Regions from separate parts of the Homo sapiens genome. Here region 2 is linked to region 1. Evidence: chromatin contacts called from ENCODE Hi-C or POLR2A ChIA-PET data. All regions are on one chromosome and are shown on one strand. Each heading gives the region's core, a stretch centred on a gene start or an enhancer-like site at or near the end of the contact. The rest is flanking DNA. Distances are from core to core; before and after follow the strand shown.

Evidence for each region. A loop is a pair of places that touch in the nucleus more often than their neighbours do. ChIA-PET counts read pairs that join two places held with the same protein, here RNA polymerase II (POLR2A). Pooled maps may share reads with other maps.
Region 2: a pooled map shows a loop between it and region 1 (2.1-fold over the local background). The contact joins two enhancer-like sites. A Hi-C loop is called at or near these places in 1 of 50 pooled maps. POLR2A ChIA-PET finds 5 or more read pairs at or near these places in 3 of 52 experiments (PC-9, SK-N-SH and naive thymus-derived CD8-positive, alpha-beta T cell).

What each region holds. Positions count from the first base shown.
Region 1 is chr4:150,765,333-150,772,464 of GRCh38, forward strand. All of the region lies in intron 34 of LRBA (LPS responsive beige-like anchor protein), which reads right to left. Among named protein-coding and RNA genes, the nearest start is that of MAB21L2, 190 kb to the left of the region's middle. RefSeq lists an enhancer at 4,073-4,212. Within about 2 kb of position 4,084, at least 2 of the 41 ENCODE cell types and tissues checked have a DNase peak (open chromatin) inside an H3K27ac peak, as active enhancers do.
Region 2 is chr4:150,823,941-150,831,072 of GRCh38, forward strand. LRBA (LPS responsive beige-like anchor protein) reads right to left here. Exons shown (of 57, transcript NM_001364905.1): 30 at 4,240-4,681. Among named protein-coding and RNA genes, the nearest start is that of LRBA, 190 kb to the right of the region's middle. Within about 2 kb of position 4,356, at least 5 of the 41 ENCODE cell types and tissues checked have a DNase peak (open chromatin) inside an H3K27ac peak, as active enhancers do.

The sequences.
Region 1 (7,132 bases), core at 2,834-5,333:
ACACACCACTACACATTTGTCTAAACTCACAGAATGCACAACACCAGAGTGAACCCTAATGTAAACTATGGACTTTGGGTGATAATGATATGTCAAAGGAGGTTCATGCATTATAACACACATGCCAGTCTCGTGAAGAATGCTGACAAGAGAGAAGGCTATGAGTGTGTAGGGGAAAGGGAAATGTGGGAAATCTCTACCTTTTGATGAATTTTGCTGTGAATGTAAAACTGCTCTAAAAAGTAATGTCTTTTAAAAATTAGTAATAAAAAAGTATTTACTAGTACTATTTTTCTCAAATCCATTTGTTCTGATCCAAAACTGCAATGGGAAAGGATTTTTATTACATAATTCAGACAAAATGCAAAACTCCACATGGATGAAATAGATAACAGCAGAAAGACCCATATATTAAGTAGGCAGGTAAAGGGTAAACATCATTTAGATTTTATTTTCATTATATACAGAAACTTTTAATTACATTGTCAAATCAGAAATTGTGCCATTTAGATTTCACAAAGATTTTAAGTAGCATTATTGGGGTTAGACTGAAAACCAGTTAAAGTTAGTATAACTATCAAAACTTAACCACACTAAAAATTTGTAATCTAAACTTATCTTGGTATGTCACAGGAAATATTTCTTTTCAATTAAAAACAAATTAGACATGAAGGTACATATATAATTGAAGAAGTTCAGTGTTTTATGGAGGCTCAGAAACTCAAATTTATTACTAGTAATACATTATGCTTCTGGTTTTCTCGAGGATCATCTATAAACCCATATTTGTTAACCTTCAGTAATTATTACATAATAACCTGAAATAAAATGTTCTCATTAATTTTTTCAAATTGGCTAAAATTAGGAATAAAATGAAAATACAAACCTTATACTTTTGGTTATTGTTAAAAATTATCACAAATCTCAGGAATATCCTTATGTTTTCATTTCTCTATAATACAGTCCTAATTACTAATTATTACCATTTAATAAAATACCAAATGCCAGATATACAAATGCATACTAAAAAGAATAGCCTATATAAAAAGAATCTGAAGCCCATGAGAATATTTTTTCAATTTGTTTATAATCCAGGTGTTAGTCAAAGCCAACAAGTTTTCTCCATACTAAAACATTCTCTACAGTAATTCACAGAAGTTGCCAAAACTAAAAAGAATATTCCTGAACTATGCTATCCTAAACCATTTTTCTCCACTTCAGAAACAATTATCAAGGAAGGTGTTAGTCTAAACAATTTCATAAACCACAGCTCAATATAACCCTTAGTGAGTTTTAATAGTTAAAAGAAAAGCTTAATGGTCATCGTCTTTCATGATCGTTTCAATATTTCATCACAGTATTTACAATTATACAGTGATGCAAAATGCATAGTACATTTAAAGGTCTTGGTTATCCTTCTCCCAGAGGTACTGATGAAAAACATGTTAAAAGCCTCAAATCCAACCACTAATGCAACTAAGTAATTTCAAAACACATTTCAGCACTTTGGAGAGGAAGAACTCAAAACAAAACAAGAGAGTCAATAATTTCATACCTGTTCCTAAGCTGTATTTAATTGACTATCACTTCCTAAGGCCATAATTGTTGACTAGTCAATTTTTACTAAAATATACTCTTAGCTTACTGATGCTTTTAAGTCACACAACAAAAACAGTGAAGATAATACATATTAGTGAAATCTACTACATAGATCTCCACCAAATTTCAAGACTGTATTCTTGGTGGTAAAAGTTAGTTAGGGCAACAAAAGACTTCATTAACCTAACATTATCTATTCCTGCCTATCCTCAACAAATAAATATAAAGAAAAAGATACCAATTAACACACTATGCATTCAAATTATTGTAATAAAATTCTAATTTCTTTAGACATGAACTTGACAGTTTTCTATAAATAATCTCCTAGAACGTATTTTAGTGACGAATACACTAAATAAATTTATCTCAATTTTAAAAGTAATTCCCAAATATTAGCATGTTCTAAAGCAGAAAAAATCAGGCCACAGATTAAAAAGATTACATATAATCTACTCTGCTATCATTTTATTTTGTCAAGCCATGAATACTGATTAACATTAAATATAGTAGCATTTGATTCTGGTGGGCAGATCTTTAACATAACTTTTAGTATTAAAAAATTTTTTTTCTGTAATCCCAGAACTTTGGGGGGCCAAGGCAGGCAGATCACGAGGTCAGGAGATCGAGACCATCCTGGCCAACACGGTGAAATCCCATCTCTACTAAAAATACAAAAATTAGCCGGGCATGGTGGCGGGTGCCTGTAGTCCCGGCTTCTCAGGAGGCTGAGGCAGGAGAATGGCGTGAACCCGGGAGGCAGAGCTTGCAGTGAGCCAAGATTGCACCACTGCACTCCAGCCTGGGCAACAGAGCGAGACTTGTTGCAAAAAAAAAAAAAAAAAAAAAATTTGGCCAGGCGCGGTGGCTCACACGTGTAATTCCAGCACTTTGGGAGGCCGAGGTGGGCAGACCAGGAGGTCAGGAGATCAAGACCAACCTGGCCAACATGGTGAAACCCCATCTCTACTTTAAAAATACAAAAATTAGTCAGGCGTGGTGGTGCACGCCTGTAATCACAGCTACTCAAGAGGCTGAGGCAGAAGAATCACTTAAACCTGGGAGGCAGAGGTTGCAGTGAGCCAAGATCACGCCACTGCACTCCAGCCTGGGCAACAGAATGAGACTCTGTCTCAAAAAAAAAAAAAAAAAAAAGTTTTTTTTTTCAAGAGAGGTAGATAATGAGTGACTTCAGGTTAAACATAGTAAATCTGAGAATAAAGAGGGGGCAACAGTACATGAGATACATTAAGAAATTTATTTTACAACCTGGAAACACATGAGTTAGTAGTAATAAATGCACTTAGAGGACCAAAGAAAACAAAACTCTACACAACAAAGTAGAGGAATCAACATGAGGAAGGAAATCAATGCTTGTCACAAAAACTCCAGAAAAGCTAGGAATTGAAGGCACTGAGTACATACGAAGGTGGCTGAGGGAAAGAGATGCAAGTTGGCATAAAAAGAAAGTTAGAATCCCACATCTTCTCCCTATGCTGTGTAGCCATCCTACCATGGTAAACATTGGAAGTTTATTTTCCAGAAAAGTTATAATTAAGGAAATTATTAAAAAGCTATAATGAAAAAGGCAAGATAAATTGAAAGTATACAAACTGGACTATGACATTGTGAGTGATATTTGAAAACTTTTCTGAGAAAATTGAGAAGCTAGGATAAAAGGTAATCCTCTACAAATAACAAAGGGAACTCATGCATCACCAGTGGACAACTCATACCCAGACATATAGATTTTCTCTGTGTTATGCTTAGGAATGAGCAAATTGCCAAAGTTAACCAGACATTTGAGGAAACCCTCTTCTGTGATGACAGACACCAAAGCAAACAGGCAGAGGAGAAAAACGACTCATAGAAAACAGACAATATTGTTAAGAGGGTGAGGAAAAGAAGATTAAAGAAAAGTATAATTAAATATCATAGGAAAATTTTTTTAAATTTCATCTAAAATATCAAGATAGGGATTTTATCAAGTGCTGTCTCCTTTTTTTTTTTTTTTTTTTTTTTTTTTTGAGACACAGTCTCACTCTGTCACCCAGGCTGGAGAGCAGTGGCGCAATCTCGGCTCACTGCAACCTCCGCCTCTGGGTTCAAGCAACTCTCCTGCGTCAGCTTTCCGAGTAGCTAGGACTACAGGTGTGCATCACCACACTCAGCTAATTTTTTATTATTATTATTTTTAGTAGAGATGGGTTTTCACCATGTTGGCTAGGCTGGTCTCGAACTCCTGACCTCAAGTAATCCACCCGCCTCGGCTTCCCAAAGTGCTGGGATTACAGGAGTGAGCCACCATGCCCGGCCTATCAACTGCTATTTCTATGCCCCGGTATTAATCAGGATTCTTCAGAGACACAGAACGAATGGGAAGAGAGAGAGACAGAGAGAGACACAGACAGAGAGACACAGAGACAGAGAGAGAAAGAGAGAAGAGATTATAAGGAACTGACTCACACAATTACATTGGCTAACAAGTGCCAATATCTACAGGATGAGTCAGCAAGACCAATGGCACAGTCTGAAGGTCAGCAGCCTCTAGACCCAGGAAGAGACAAATTTGAATCCAAAAGTGAGAAAAAACTAAAGTCATAATTAGAAGGCAGTTAGGCAGAAGAAATTCTCTCTACTGGGGGAAGAGTCAGCCTTTTGGTTTTATTCAGGCATTCAGCTGATTGGATAATGCCCAACACTAACAGGGAGGGCAATCTTTTTTACTCAGTCTACCAATTTAAACTTAAATTTCATCCAGAAAAGACTCTCACAGATACAGCTAGAATAACATTTGACCAAATATCTAAACAGCCTGTGACCCAAATGACACACAAATTAACCATCACAAGTCCACCCCTTGTCAGCTTGGCACTCATATACATCTCCTCAAACCACATTTCATTACCAAATGAAGATTAATAACAAGGTTATAATTCTACCTAACATGATACAACTATTCTGTATACAACCAAAACCATTCTAAACCTGTGACAGTCAATTTTATGTGTCAACTTGACAGGACTAACAAATGCCCAGGGAGCTGATAAAACATGATTTCTGGTTGTGTCTGTGAGGTTGTTCCACAACAGATCAGCATTTGAAGTGGTAAAGAAGATCTACCTTCACCGGTGTGAGTCAGCATCAATCACCCGATTTGTTGAGGGCCCGAATAAAATGAAAAGGCAGAGGAAGTGGGAGTTCATCTGTTTCTGTTGGGAAAGACATCCTCTTCACTTGCCCTCACATTAGCACTCCAGGGTCTCAGGACTTCAGACTCAGACTGGGACTTACACCATTGGTTTTCCCGGGCCTTTAAGTTTTAGACAGCAGATCATGGGACCTCTCAGCCTCCATAATTGCATGAGCCAATCCCTCATAATAAATTTCTTTGTCTGTATCTATATATATCCTATTGGTTCTATTTCTCTGGAGAACCCTAATATAAACCCATTCCCCACCTTAGCTGATATGTATACTTTCCTAATATCCCACAATTTACATATTTACATACTAGGATGTACAGTTAACAATATGATCTACAGTTAACAATACTTAAATACTATGGTGTTGATATTATAAACTCAATACATCTTAAGTTGCATGGTGAGGGATTAAAAGAGGAAAGAAAACAAAGATTTTATATATATATATATATACACACACACACACACACACACAAACACATATACACACACAAAATAAGAAAGAAATGTAACAATTACATTTCTTGTTCTGTAAATGGTCATGTGATCACAGTTGGTATCTACAACTACCTTTTTTCACTGCCTATTCTGTATTCCCTTTGTCTTCAGCAAGCACCTCAGCTGGTCCTGGTACTGTACCTAATAGGGTGACCCAAAGCTTCATTCCTGAAGGGTCTGGGCTGCTTTAGTAGTCCTACCTGGATTGTATTACCAGTGCTCCTCAACTTAATCACACAGTATGGTAATACTAAGATATGCACTGAGGAATCTCTTGTATTCTAGACATACTCTTCCTTACTTTTATTGTGGTATAGTTCAATTTCCCCACAGTAGTCAGGATCAATCACTACTCTTAGCATGATAACTCCATTTTTGCCTGAGGATTCAGAGGCAGGAGGAGCCCAAAGTGGCTGGGAAGCAATCTTAACTTCCGGTTCAATGGAATCATTGTTGTGCCTCCTGGTGGAAGCATTTCTCCCTTTGGAAGTAAGACCTCTAGGCCAGCAGACTGTAAGATCACAGGAACAGGAAGCAAAACTTTTGCTATTGGGTCACTAGAGGTAATAACAAGTGGTAACACTCCCATTTCTACCTGTTGATTCCTGGACCAATGAATCCTACCTGTGGGGAGAAACAGCACCATATACTGGATGCTGATTCAGTACACATATATCCTTCTGGAAAACCTTGTCCCAGCCATATAAGGTATTGCCACCTACATTCAGTTCTATCAAGCCAGCTGCTTGAGGATGGTGGGGAACATAGCAAGGCCAGTGAATTCCATGAGCATTCATTTGCTGTGAAATAGATTTCTTAATCAGAAGCAATGCTAAGCAATACAATGAAGGTTGATAAAGCATTCTGTGAATCCACAGATGGTAGTCTGGGCAGAAGTACGGCATGCAGGGAAGATAAATTTGTATCCAGAGTGAGTGTCTACTCTGATAAGAACAAAATGCTGCCCCTTCTATGATGGAAGGGGTCAAATGCAATCAACTTGCTACCAGGTAACAGGTTGATCATCCTAGGGAACAGTGCCTTATCAGGGACTTACTGTTGGTCTCCACTGCCAGCAGATTTGACACTCAGCAGTGGCCACAGCCAGGTTGGCTTGCTGAGTGGAAGTTCAGGTTGCTGAGTCCTTGGATAACCTCCATCCCTGCCACCATGGCCACCTTGTTCATGAGCTCACTGGGCACTGGTGGGCGGCTGGGGAAAGAGGCTGACTAGTATCCACAGAACAGGTGTTCCCAGCCACTTTAGTATTAAAATTATCCTCTGTTGAAGTCACCCTTCAGTGAGCATTCACATAGGACACAAATACACAGTATTCAGATTTTTTCTCCCATTCATAGACATCTATACACATACCTCTTCCCCTAAACTTTTTTTGTCAACAATTTTCTACTCATGTCCCTTCCAAGTCTCTGACCATCCAGACAAACCAATAGCCACAGCCCATGAATTAATAATCACATTTATCCTTCCAAAAAAAGTAAACAATCAGGTACACTCCTCAAAGTTCTGTCCACTGAGAAGATTATTCTTCACTACAGTCCATCAGGGATGTCCCAAAAAAGGGCTGTAGTGCTCCAACTGTTCACTTTCAGGTGGTGCCTGCATATTGTCAGAACAATCTATACACCAGGCCCAAGTCTTCTCCTCTGGCAACTGATCACAGGACTCACCAAGAGACCATAGGTACGGGCTGGCAAAGAGAAGGTAGTGTAGCAGAACTGAGGACCATAGGATATTTGGGCCACTTCATGCAACTTACTTGTGTTTTCAAGCATTGCTTGGGCCTGATCACATGTACATCACTTCGATTT
Region 2 (7,132 bases), core at 3,106-5,605, 59 kb after region 1:
AGGAATATTTTTTCTATTTCTGTGAAGAATGTCACTGGTATTTTGATATGGATTGCACTGAATCTGTAGATTGCTTTGGGTAGCATGAACATTTTAACACTATTAATTCTTCCAATCCATGAATATGAAATATCTTTCATTTTGGGGGTCCTTTTTAGTTTTTGCATCAATGTTTTATAGTTGTCACTGAGGGATCTTTCACTTCTTTGGCTGTTTATTCCTAGGTATTTTACTTATAGCTATTGTAAATTGGATTACTTTCTTGATCTCTTTTTCAGATTGTTCACTGTTAGCATATAGAAATGATACTAATTTTTGTATGCTAATTTTTGTCATGCAACTGTACTGAATTTATCAGTTATAATAGTTTTTTATGGACTCTTTAGGTTTTTCTAAATACTCTAAATACAAGATCATATCATCTGCAAACAACTGACATCTTCCTTTCCAATTTAAATGCCATTTCTTTCTCTTGTCTGATTGCTTTACCTAGGACCTCCAGTACTGTGTTGAGTAACAGTAATGAAAGTGGGCATCGTTGTCTCATTCCAGATTTTAGAGAAAAGGCTTTCAGTTTTTCTCTGTTCCATATGATACTAGCTGTGGATCTGTTCTTTATGGCTTTTTATTGTGTTATGTTCCCTCTATATGCAGTTTTTTAAGGGTTTTTATCATGAAGGAATAGTGAATTTTATCAAATGCTTTTCAGCAGCAATTGAAATGATCATATGGCTTTTGTCTTCCATCCTGTTGATATGATGTATCACACTGATAGTTTGTGTATGCTCAGACATTCTTGCATCCCCAGAATAAATCCCACTCATTATGCATCAATTTTTAAAAAGTTTCTTTGAGACAAGTTCTCCCTCTGTCACCCAGGCTGGAGTGCAGTGGCATGAACACAGCTCACTGTAGTGTCAAACTCCTGGGCTCCAGTGATCCTCCCGCCTCAGCCTCCTGAGTAGCTGAGACTACAGGCACACATCACCATGCCCAGCTAATCTTTTTGTTTTAAAATCTCACCGTGTTGCCCAGGCTAGTCTCAAATTCCTGGACTCAAGCAATCCTCCCACCTCAGCCCACAAAATGCTGGAATTGCAGGTGTGAGTCACTGCACCCAGACAAAAAAAAAAAATTCATAAAATGAAAAATCTCAGAAGACACAAAAATAAGTTAAAATATATCAAAACTTACAAACACAAACACTTAGAAATAGTACATGGTACCATCTACAGTTAAAAGAAATGTAAACAATGTAAATTTCAATTATTAAAGCATAACTGTATAAAATTAACATTAATGCATACTGTACTACTGTAATAATTTCATAGCTACTTCCTGCCACAATTGCATTGAGCATTGGTATTGTTAGCATCACTTAAAATGCTGTGTGACACTAGTCATCTCAGAGCACGCAGTTCATCTCTTTTTATGGGGCAGGGGGGGAAGGAGTTTTGCTCTTGTTGCCCAGGCTGGAGTGCAATGCTGCAGTTTTGGCTCACTGCAACCTCCACCTCCCAGGTTCAAGCGATTCTCCTGCCTCTGCCTCCCAAATAGCTGGGATTACAGGCACCCGCCACCACGCGTAGATAATTTTTTTGTATTTTTAGTAGAGGTGGGGTTTCACCATGTTGGCCGGGCTGGTCTTGAACTGCTGATCTCAAATGATCCACCCGCCTCAGCCTCCCAAAGTACTGGGAAGTTTGTCTCTCCAGTAAACTGTGTATCACGGTAAAAGTGCTCTCTCCCAGTTCTCATATATTTTTCATCATGTTTACTGCAATATTATAAACCTTTGATAACATAATGGGACCCATACAAAGTGCCACTAGCAATACTGGACATGCTCCCAAGCAGCAGGGAAAAGTCATGACATTATAAGAAAAAGTTGAATTGCTTGATATGTACTGTAGATTGAGGTCTGTAGCTATGGTTGCCTGCCATTTCCAAAGAAATTAATCCCGCATAAGAACTATTGTAAAGAAAAGGAAGTTGGCAAAGTTGTCACTGCAGTGACACCAGGAGGCAAAAAAACAAACAAACAAAAAAACAAAACAAAAAAAACTTGCACTTTTTGTGAAATATCTTTATCTTGCACTGAAAATGCAGCTTTTATGTGGGTACAGGATTGTTATAAGAAAGGCATACCTATAGACTCTAACATGATTTGAGAAAAACTGAAGTCATTATATGTCAAATTTAAGTAAAAAAGAATCTAAGGCTAGATTTAATGCCAGCAAAGGATGATCAAGATAACAGGAGAAGCAGCTTCTGCCAACCAAGAGGCAACAGATGAGTTCCTAGACATCAAGAAAATCATTTAGAAGAAAGGACCAGCCCAGTCAGGTTTTTAATGCAGACAAACGTAACCTATTTGGGATGGGGGGGAAGCCACAAAGGATATTTATTAGCAAGGAAGAGAAGTGAGCACTAGGATTTATGGCAGGAAGAGATAGGCTAACTCTACTGTTTTGTGCAAATGCAGTTGGGTTTATGATCATGACTGCCCTTATCTATTAATATAAAGCTGCTAACCCCTGAGCCTTGAAAGGAAAACACAAACACCAGCTGCAAGTCTGTTGGTTGTACAAGAAGGCCTGGACAAAAAGAATCCTTTTTCTGGATTGGTTCTATTGATACTTTGTCCCTAAAGTCAGGAAGTACCTTATCAGTAAGAGATTAACTTTTAAAGTTCTTTTACAATTGGACAATGCTCCTGACCACCCAGAGCTTCATGAGTTCAACACTGAGGGTGTTGAAGTGGTCTAACTGCCCTCAAACGCAACTTCTCTAATTCAGCCTCTAGAACAGGAGGTCACAAGGACCTTTATGGTTCATTACACATGGCATTCTTAGGAAACAACTGTCAACACTATGGAAGAGAACCCAACAGAACATCGTGAAAGTCTAGAAGGATTATACCACTGAGGATCACTGTTACAGAAAAAGCTGTGGAAACCATCAAGTTTGAAACAATAAATTCCTCCTAGAGAAGACTGTGTTTCTAGGTGTTGTGCATGACTCCACAGGATTTCTGACAGAACTAATCAAGGAAATCATGAGAGACTATAGATATGACAAAAAGGTGAGGGGTGAAGGGTTTCAAGATATGAATCTCAGAGAAATTCAAGAACTAACAGATACCACAAGAACAGAAGGATCAACAGAGGGAAAACAATTTGACGGAGACAAGAACATCCAAACCACTATTAGATGAGGAAGACATAGAAGAAGCAGTACCAGAAAATGAACTGACATTAGACAATCTGGCAGAAGGGTTCTAATGATTCAAGACTGCTTTTAACTTCTTTTATGACATTCACCCTTCTATGATACAGGCACTGAAACTAAAGCAAATGGTGAAAGAAGGGTTTGTACCACATAGAAACATTTTTAGACAAATAAAAAAGCAAAAAGGTCAGAAAGAAATTCCAGTGCATTTCTGTAAATTTACACCAAGTGTGTCTGCCTCTCCTGCTTCCCCTTTCACTTTCTCCAACTCTGCTACCTCAACTGCCCCTGAGATACTAAAATCAACCTCTTCTCTTCCTCCTCCTCAGCATACTCAACATGAAGACAAGAAAGATGAAGATCTTTATGATGATTCGCTTCACCTGATGAACAGTAATATATTTTTTTCTTCCTTATGATTTCTTTTTTTTTCTTTTTTTTTTTTTAGACAGAGTTTCGCTCTTCTTGCCCAGGCTGGAGTGCAATGGTGCGATCTCAGCTCATTGCAACCACTGCCCCTCCTGGGTTCAAGCGATTCTCCTGCCTCAGCCTCTGGAGTAGCCTGGATTACAGGCACACCCCACCATGCCCAGCTAATTTTTGTATTTTTAGTAGAGACTGGGTTTCACCATGTTGGTCAGGCTGGTCTCGAACTCCTGACCTCAGGTGATCCACACACTTCAACCTCCCAAAATGCTGGGATTACAGATGTGAGCCACTGCACCTGGCCTTCCTTATGATTTTCTTAATAACATGTTCTTTTTTTCTAGCTTACCTTACTGTAAGATTACAGTATATAATACATATAACAATCAAAATATGTGTGAATCAACTGTTTATGTTATCAGTAAAGTTTCTGATCAACATAAGCTATTGGTAGTTAAGTTCTGAGGGAGTGAAAAGTTATATGTGGATTTTCGGCTACACAGGGCGTCATCATCCCTAACCCCCATGTTGTTCAAGGGTCAGATGTAGAAACATACCAAAACGAAAAACTATTATCAGTACCTGTCAAAAGATCTGAACTGCACGGGTTGTTCCACAGATAGATCACCAAGGGCTCCAAGGCAGGCTGGTGGCAGAAGGGCAGGATCCACTGTGACTCCATCTGCTGGTATGTTAACCAAGCTTCGGAGAATGTCTTTCACATTGACGTTTTTTGAAACTGAAACTGACGGTGTAGCCTTAGTGTCCAAGTCATTTCCTCTATCATTTTTGGTTTCCGGAGACTTATTGACTTCTAAAGAAAGAGTAGATAGCACCTCGCTGATTGCATCTGGGCCTGCACTGACACCAGGAGGTGCTGTGTGAGGAGTTACTTCCACATGGCTTCCTAAACCAGTGGCTGTTTCTTCCCCAATGCCTGAGTCCCTCCTTCGAGCAGATGATGTGCTTTCAGATTCTTCCACTGATGCCGTAGTTAAAGTGCTGAATGCTGCTGGTGTGATTTCTATATCATACCCAGAAACACAAGAAATAAACAAACAAAAGTTTAGAACTAATTTTTAAAAGGTATATTCTGTTTTAATAGCTATCTACTGTTTTGAATTATGAAATACATCATGTTCTAAAAAAGCAAAAACTAATTACGTATTCTACAGAATGTACTGAGTGGGTGCACCTATTATCAAGACAGATGGTATAATAAAATAAATAATAAAATACTTGCAAAAATGATCTAAAGTAATGGGTAGCAACACAAGGTTGAAAGTCATTGGCCTGTAAGAAAAAGTCTATAATCTTTTTTGGGGGTGTGTGTGTGTGTGTGTGTGTGTGTGTGTGTGTGTGTGTGTCAGTCTGTTGCCCAGGCTGAAGTGCAGTGGTGTGACCTAGGCTCACTGCAGCCTTGACCTCCTGGGCTCAGGCGATCCTCCCACCTAAGCCTCTCAAGTAGCTGAGACTACAGGTATGTGCTACCACGTCTGGCTAATTTTTCTATTTTTTTGTAGAGATGAGGTTTCACCATGTTGCCCAGGCTGGTCTCAAACTCCTGAGCTCAAGCAATCTACCTGCCTCGGCCTCCCAAAGTGCTAGGATTATAGGCATGCACCACCATGCCTGGCCCAAGTCCGCAATCTTTAGGATAAAATAAAAAGCTCTACCTCAAACATGGTTACTGCAGCTGGAAAACTTGTTACCCCTTCTACGTGCATAAATAATTCAATGATCCTTAAAATCCAGTTCAACAAGGAACACCTCCTTTTCTCTCTTTTAATTCTCACTCCCTTTAATCAGGGTTTCAACCCATTCTAGCAAAAATAGTCTTATCAAGGTCACCAAAAAATCTGCATCTTGCTAACTCCAATGGTCAGTGTTCAGTCCTAATAGGACTTCACATAACAGCAACAGCTGATTATTCCCTCCAACTAGACAATGCTTCCTTTCCTCGGCTTTCAGGACACCATTCTCTTTTTGTTTTCCTTGTACTACTTCACTGACTGTTCCTTCTTAACATCCTTCACCTCTTTTTCTCCCTGATTTCTTAAGTTGGAGGGACACAAGGTTCAGTCCTTGTTCCTCTTATGTTCTCTGTCTGCATTTAGTCCCTTCGTGGTATCATTCATTCTCCAAGTTTTAAATACCACTATATTTCCCCACCAAAAAACTCAAACTATTAAATATAACTGCTACCCTACAACTTATCTTACATGTCTAAAAAAACCTCTCAAACTCAACATGCTGAAAACTGAATTTCTTCTCTTTTTATCTTTCCCTGAAAATCTCTTTCACCTTTAATCTACTCCACTGTACCTTGTAATCATTTTTGACTACCTTTTTCATTCACAAAATGCACACCTAATGTTTTAAAATTCTGTTTTTTCTACCACTAAAACATATTCAGAATCTGACTGCCTCTCACCATCTCTAGTTACCAACCTAATCCAACCCACCATAACCTCTTGCCTGGATTACTGATTACTGCAATATCCTCCTTCCTAACTGTTGTGGAAGAGGGTTGTTTTAATAATCCTACTGCCCCATGTCTCCTGGTATGCATCCCTTGACAAGCCCTTGAATCTGGACTAGGCTTGACTGACAATAACCCACAGGATCTGGCAAAAGCAGCAGTGGGCCAGTATTTGGCCCACGTTTTAAGGTCTGGCAGCTCTTGCATTCCCAGAATCTCTGAACATCTCTGTAAGAAGTGTGGCTTATTTCTGATCTACCTTGCTGGAAAGAACATGTAGAGAGACGATATGGAGACAGAGATGCTCTCCAAACTAATGAAGGAAACCAGGAACTCAGTTGAGAACAAGTATCAAGGCTGCAGACACACAACCCCAGCTCAGCTGTTTTAGTCAGTCAGTCTCAGCTCTTGGAGCCATCCCACCTGAGGCACTATATATACTATTAGAAAAGTCATCTTAGATTTTCCAGACCCAGCAAACATCATCTGAAACAGGGATAAACCATGCCCACCGTGCCCTATCCAAATCTAACTCAAGAAATCATGAAGGAAAGATTAAAATGGTTATGGTCTTAGGACACTAAGTGCAGGGTAAGGTATTAAACAGCAGTACCCAGCCAAAAACACTGATTATCCTTGCCCTCTACGCTATATCCTCTACACAGAATACAGAGTTACTTTTTTTTTTTTTTTTTTTTTTGGAAACGGAGTCTCACTCTGTCACCCAGGCTGGAGTTGTTGTGGTGGGATCTCTGCTCACTGCAACCTCTGCCTCCCAAGTTCAAGCGATTCTCCTGCCTCAGCTTCCTAAGTAGCTGGGATTACAGGCACCCACCACCATGCCTGGCTAATTTTTTGTATTTTTAGTAGAGATAGGGTTTTACCATGTTGGCCAGGATGGTCTCCAACTCCTGACCTCAAGTGATCCAGCTGCCTCGGCTTCCCAAAGTGCTGGGATTACTGGCGTGAACTACCAAGCCCAGCCCAGAGGTA